Regions from separate parts of the Mus musculus genome. Here region 2 is linked to region 1. The links are chromatin contacts, found by Hi-C or POLR2A ChIA-PET in ENCODE. All regions are on one chromosome and are shown on one strand. Each heading gives the region's core, a stretch centred on a gene start or an enhancer-like site at or near the end of the contact. The rest is flanking DNA. Distances are from core to core; before and after follow the strand shown.

The links. Hi-C counts contacts between places; a loop is a spot of excess contacts on that map. ChIA-PET counts read pairs that join two places held with the same protein, here RNA polymerase II (POLR2A).
Region 2: a loop to region 1 is called in a map of T-helper 2 cell, with 1.9 times the contacts of the local background. The contact joins the promoter of Coa5 here to the promoter of Inpp4a in region 1. A Hi-C loop is called at or near these places in 1 of 37 maps with a recorded cell type or tissue (T-helper 2 cell). POLR2A ChIA-PET finds 5 or more read pairs at or near these places in 2 of 5 experiments (Patski and embryonic stem cell).

Annotation. Positions count from the first base shown.
Region 1 is chr1:37,298,218-37,301,596 of GRCm38, forward strand. It overlaps Inpp4a (inositol polyphosphate-4-phosphatase, type I), which reads left to right and starts at 1,621. Exons shown (of 26, transcript NM_030266.4): 1 at 1,621-1,901.
Region 2 is chr1:37,428,213-37,431,591 of GRCm38, forward strand. It overlaps Coa5 (cytochrome C oxidase assembly factor 5), which reads right to left and starts at 1,891. Exons shown (of 3, transcript NM_198006.4): 1 at 1,657-1,891; 2 at 130-213. The coding sequence starts at 1,755. It overlaps Unc50 (unc-50 homolog), which reads left to right and starts at 1,927. Exons shown (of 6, transcript NM_026123.4): 1 at 1,927-2,281; 2 at 3,081-3,364. The coding sequence starts at 3,085.

The DNA.
Region 1 (3,379 bases), core at 371-2,870:
TAGTCAATGCTCATTGCCGTATTTGTTCACAAACTCGGCTCCGCCTTTCCTTGCTAATCTTCATTCTGTGGTGGAATGGGGGTGTCCATCAGCATAGTAAAAAACATGACTGGTCTTTTCATATTACTCCAAATGTGCAAGAGTCAAGGGACAAATATTGGAACTCTGGTCAGATTCGTAATTGTCTTGAATGAGTTGAAATGAGATTAATGTTTATTTTTAAACTCATAAATTTAAAGAAGGATGCTATTGATTTGAAAACCCTCTTTAGCTTGAATATAAATAACACAGCTGTGCAAGCTAGCTTTTTGTTGTTGTTGTTGTTAGGTGGACACAAGCTAGAATCATCTGAAAAGAGGGAACCTCAGTTGAGAAAATACCTGGATCAAATTGCAATGTAGGCACCCTGTGGGGCATTTTCTTAATGGTTGATGTGGAAGGGCAAGACCTAATGTGGGTGGTGCCACCCCAGGCAGGTGGTCCTGAGTTATCTAAATAGCAGGCTAAGCAGGCCATGGAGAGCACACCAACAAGTAACTTTCGCTCCTGGCTTTTGCTTCCATTCCTGCCTCTAGGTTTTTGTCTTGAGTTCCTGCCTGATCATGGACTTGTAGCCTGTAAGCCAAATAAGCCTTTTCCTCTCCAAGTCGTTTTTGGCCAGTGGTTTAACCCAGGAAGAGAGAAAGCAAATTAAGACTCTGACCATAAAATTTATTATCTCATAGGAGAATGCTTTTGAGATTGAAAGGGGGATTTCTATTAATTTTACCGTAAGAAAATCAGGTATATCAGTCACTTGAATTTTAGAAGATGAAATAAGGACAATATTTTTAATTTTTCTAAGCATGTTTGAGTTTTTTGGCTTTTGGCCTTAGGGTTAAGGTTCAATCAATATTTTCTCCCCTTCATCTGATTAATAAAAGATAAGCATTTGGTAATAAGTTACTCTTTAGAAGATAAAAGTGGGTGTGGTGGTGCATACCTGTACTCTCAGCCTTTAGGAGGCAGTGGCAGGAACATGAATAACACGAAGGGCAGCTAGTGAGTGGGTGACCAACCTGGATTACCCTGTTCAAAAAAAAAAAAAAACAACCCAAAACGAAACAGAACAAGCAAAAAAAAAACCAGACAAATGAGGTGTAAAAAAACCTGAAAAATGTTTTTGTTTGTCCATTTAAGTTTCCCCTCATCAGGTAGAAATGTTAACGTTACAATAAAGTTAAAAACGATCAGAGGCAGGGAGCCCCTGTCTCAGTGGAAATAAATAAGTAATAAAATAAAAAAAAATGTATCTCCGAAAGTCCTGATTGGTCTTCTTCCCTATAGAAAAATAGAATTTTGAGGAGGAAGTGTTAAGGTCCGTTATCTTTTGGGTAGACTAGGTCTGGAAGGAAGTTCAAAAGACTACAGTTTGTTGGTGGCCACGCCCACTGAGTGATGGATCAGCTACACCTGCACTTCCGACCTCCAGCGTTTTTCTAGAATCGCTTGTTCTCTGGGCAGAAGCCTCAGGGCATGTGAAGGTGGAAAAACTCCCACTCCTGGGTGACGTCACATAAGAGGGTGTGACCTTTTGGGAGGTGCGGCTTCCTAGGGGCGGAGCCAGGGAGGGAGGGGGCAGGGCGGCGGTCGGGGAGTGGGGCGCGCATGCGCGGTGAGGGGGCGGAACCGGGGCGGGGTTGTGCGCTGTGTTCTGAGAGAAGGCGGTGGCAGGATTCGGGCTGCGCGGGGACGGCGGGTTCGGGTCTGGGGTGGACGCCACCGGCCGGAGTGAGGCGGCCAGGAAACAAATCCCGGCCGGTCTTCAGGACCGGACAGCAACCAGCGGGGCCGAGGCCGGGGTGTGCGGCCTGGAGGACAGAGGCCAAGGCTGAGCAAGTGTCCGGGCCGGGGCGCGCCAGGTAGGTGGGCCGAGCTGGGCCGTGCCAGGTCCGGTGTGCCGGGCTTAGCGGAGTGGGCTGGGCGGCTGGGAGCTGGAGACACTGGGAACCCGGCCCGGTGGCGCCCGCGGTTGTCATGGCAGTGGTACAGCCTAGCGGTTCGCTGGCCGCGTCTTTGGAGCGCGATCCTAGACTTGCGGTCCCCTTGCCGCGGGCTTCTCGGGGAGCCGTGCGATGCTATACAACGCGCCCGCCGGCTGCATCTCTGCTGTATCCCATAGGCATCCGACGCTGAAGGCCTCGCGGTATCTCGGGTGTCAACACACCGGGTAAAAATAAACATACATGTTGGTGGGAGACACGGACTCTACGTCCTCGCAACTCTTTGAGCATTTTCTGTTCGCGCATCGGCCAGGACAGGATCTCCCTCACCTTTGCTTTATGTATTTTATATTCTTCTGGCTTTCCTAATAAGCTAATTGAGGCCTGAGAGGTTTGCAGGGATCCGTGGTCGTCTTTTGCAAAGCCAGTCATGAATGTGTAGGCCACGGAAACACTCAAAATGTCAGACACAAATATATATCTTTGTGGGCGAAGGGAAGGAGTGTTGATGGGCCTTGGTTTCTCTTGCCCCTTCTCTCCTGCCCTCTGACATTACATAATGGTGGGTTCCTCCTGCCTGGATTTGACAGCTCATGAAAATGTCTCTCTGGGTAAGAAGGAAGTAAGTATTGGCCGTTGTAAATCTTTGCCTCTTAATGTGTTTGATGTTGAGAGATTGCCTAAGAGTAGAATGTGATTTGTCACCTGCCAGTTAGGGCCTCTGGGCCAAGGGGATGGGGGTGGGGTGGTACGGAAGTTGGGGTGTTGCAGTAATATTCTGCTTCGTTCACTCCTGTTCCCCGGGTGGGTTGTGTGGACAATGGGGACATCACAGGGCTGGGACATCACACAGCTGGTTGATCTGGGTGTGAATCCTGAAGGTTTTGTCACTTGCTAACTCAGGTTCTCAAGACCCTCATCAGTAAGAGGTGTAAACAGAACCTCATTAGCTGCGTTTGTTTTGAAATCTAATTGCCAGTGTCAGGCAGTGAACAGCTATAGGTTGTCCTACTTAGCCTGGTTGTTGGGTGAAGACGGAATTTTTCTTTGGATCTGGACTAGGGCCCTTGTTTGAGGACTGCTTTGACAAAAGGTTTCTCTTCGAAAATTCAGTTCTTTCATTCGAGGAGGTCTGTGTATTGGTCTGTACCTGTGGTGGTATCAGGAGATTGAAATGCTGTTTCCTGGGTGGCACTACATGTGAACACCGTTGCCTGGAGGTGTGTTCCCTGTGTCTTGTCAACATGATGTAGAAGAGTCAAAGTCACTAGGATGGTCGTCTTTAAAGACTGGGCTTACCGGAGTGGATGTTGGGTAAATACAGAGAAACCAGAGGACTGTGTTCCTACAGTGAGAACATTTGTCATCCTTCCTTAGCTACTTGACTTGGTCTAGCT
Region 2 (3,379 bases), core at 641-3,140, 130 kb after region 1:
ATGTTCATCACTGGAGTCCCCACACCATTATCCAAACCATATCACTACAACTGATGTATGACCATTAAATCATTCACATTTAATTCTATGTATAGGTAACATAAGCTTTTGAAATGGTTCATCACTTACCATTGATCTTTTACATTCAAAAAAGGAATACTGCAAAGCTCTACAGTTGCCTTCCTTCAAACACTGCCGTGGGGATTTTCCTTCCTGTGATATACAAACCAATGTGAATGTCTGAAAGACTGTCCCACAAAGCACAGACAACTGTTCTTCTGAAAGTAGTTTTTTTTTTTAAAGTTGACTTAAGAAAATTCTTAATTCCTTTTTATTAACCTTGGTGATTAAAGAAAAGCAAATGTAAAGATTATCAAATAAGTAAGTATTTTGAGTCTGCTTTGAAATTTAATTTTATGAGTGTTTGCCTGCATGTACAAACATGCACTACATACAGACCTGGTGCCTATGGATGTCAAAGAGGCTACCAGGAGGAACTGGAGGATAGATGATTGTGCACCACCTTATGGCTGCTAGGACCAAATCCTGACCCTCTGTAAGAGCAACAAGTGCTCTTAACCACTGAGCCATCTATTTTCCAGCCCCCAGAGCCTAAGATTTTTAGGACATATCGTCAATGTTTGTATAAGCCTTCCTATGGATGAGAACCATGAATTGGATGTGTTAAAATAAAGACCTTTTAGTGTTAGTACTAAACTCTGTATATAAATGTTAATAGGGAGGGGCTGGCAAAGTGGCTAAGTAAAGAAAATGCTTGCTGTGCATGAGAGCTCCCAGTTCAGCACCCACATAAAGAGCTGGGCATGGTGGCAGAAGTCGTTTATCCCAGAATGGGAGTGGAGCCAAGCAGATCTGGTTAGGCTAGCCAATTAGGTCCACTGACATGCTATCTCAAGTAATAAGGTGGAGGGGCTGGAGAGATGAGTCAGCGGGCAAGAGGCCTTGCTCTTCTGAGGTCAAGGTCAGTAATGGGAAAACCATACTGAGTTCCCTCTGGAAGTTTCAACTTTTCTGGTTTTCCAAGAGTCATAAAATCTTAAGAAGTCTATTTTTGAGAAAGTTCTGAACCTTCTCCCCACTCCCCTTTCTCCTCACTATCCCCCACTGGAAGGTACGTTGTGATCATCTGAGTTCATACCCTACGTTTCTCTGAGCCCTTCTCATTCCTCGCCTGTTTCCCAAGGCAGCACATAGTATAAAGGCTTATGTTGAATTCCTCCCAGAATGCAATGCTATAGGTTTAAGATAGGTTAAAGATCGGCAGAGAGAAACTATGGCACACCATGAGATACTTCCATATTCTAGAAGCCAAGGAACCAAAACTCTCCACCACAGATCAAGTAGCCATGCGGCGCAGGCACAGGCCTTGGCAGCTGCCCTTAGAGTGGGAGTCTCTGGTGGCGCGTGCCAGCACTCAGGGATCGCTTCCTGAACAGAGCTGGCTGAAGGTTTACAAAATCCTTAGGTGGGTAGTAAGTTATCTCCCACTTAACACCAGTAAGAACTGGGGATGCGAGCTCAAGAGACCTGTCCAAAGTCAGGAGCGGACGCGCGACCTCTACCCTCGACGTGACCTCCCCTCGCAGGCCATCATGGAGCCAGTCTTGACTGAGCTCTGCCACCCAGATCCGCTACCTGGAGCACACAGGCAGACTGCAGCAGACATGCACCCAGATCCTCCTTCACGCCCGCACACGCGCCGCCCTCCGGCTTGTCCTCATAATACCGGGGCATGGCGGGGACCCACCGCCCTCACCACACTGGATCACGGCCCTCGGTCACCCCGCACGGCCCGGAAGGGCGTGGGACACGCCCACTGGCAAGCTACCGGCGAGGGTGGGAGAAAGTCTCAACAACTTCCGCCAGGAGTGCGACTCTTCAGGGTATGCGCACGCGTGGCGGAAGTGCGTGTCCGTAACGTAAATACAGAGCGCCGCAAGTGCGGGCTACGTAGCGGGAAGGGAAGTGGCCCCAGCGGCGGCTGGGCTCGGCTGCCCTGGGAAGGTGGCGGTAGTCCCGGGCCCAGGACGAGGCCTCGAGGGCCTTCAGGTGCGGCCTGCTCTGTGTGCGCAGGGTGGCGTTCGTGCCGTCGGCCGTTTCCACGGTTAGCTCGCGACCTGGCGTCTCAGCGGCTGGGCGAGGGACCGGCCGGCGCCCGGCAGCTCGAGTCCTAGGCCCGCCGTGGAGCTGCTGGGTAAAACCAAAGACAGCCGCTTACGTGGGAATCGCAGGATTAGAGCCGTTTTTCTATTCTAAGCAGGTCTGAAATTTTGCAAGGAGACACACACCCTGAAACCTTGTCGTTGCTTGTTCTTAAGTCAAATGTCACTGGGCCGTTTGTATTTTTAGTTGACAGAGGCTTGGGGTAATGGAGACCTGCTGGCGGGGCGGGGCGCCGCGCCGCGCCGCGGAGGGCAGGTAGGCTGGGCGGTGACCAGCAGTCATTTAGCTTCGGACTAGTTGGACTGGCCCCTTCGCGCTGTTATTCCTCCTACCCAGCCATCCTAGGAGTAAAACCATCAAGGAGTGTAATTTTTATTGTCACATTCTGAATAACCAGGGACTTGCTGGCCATCGCCGATGGACTTGTACAAATAAACTGTGTGTCTTACTTTTTCAGTAACCTTGCTTTTAGATTAAACTTTTTGTTTGTTTTAAATCTTGGTCATTACAAACACGGAATTTTGAACCAGTGTTCGGTCATTGTCCCGTGTTAATGAGGACGTCATTGCACACCCCCTTGTGCTGCTTTTTCCTTGGCCTCCATTATCAGTAGTGAGCTACTGCAGCTGTCAAAGGCTTGATTGAGGTGAAGGTTGGGAAACCATCGACTGAAGTTAAGTGCTTGTTTCAGGTGATACAGGAGTTTGTGGTACTGCCTTGATGGCATTACCCTTGGCCAGCCCCTAGACAAGCCCCAGAACCAACTCTATAGCTTCTGGCCCCTAATCCTTTCTGAAGGTGGCAAGAGAAAACGTCATAGCGCTGACGAGGAGTTCTAGTAGCCAAATAATTACATTTAAGATTACATCTAAGAGAAATGTTCTCATTCCATCTAGGAAGATGCTACCAAGTACTTCCTTGAGTTCTTCGATGCACGGGAATGGAGTATTAAATTCCAGGGATGCAGCAAGGCACACGGCTGGAGCAAAACGCTACAAGTACCTCAGAAGGCTCTTTCGATTTCGGCAGATGGACTTTGAGTTTGCTGCATGGCAGATGCTCTACCTGTTTACCTCTCCTCAGAGGGTTTATAGAAACTTTCACTACCGGAAGCAAACAAAGGACCAGTGGGCCAGAGATGACCCTGCCTTCTTAGTCCTCTTAAGTATCTGGCTCTGTGGTAAGTGTGTCTCAG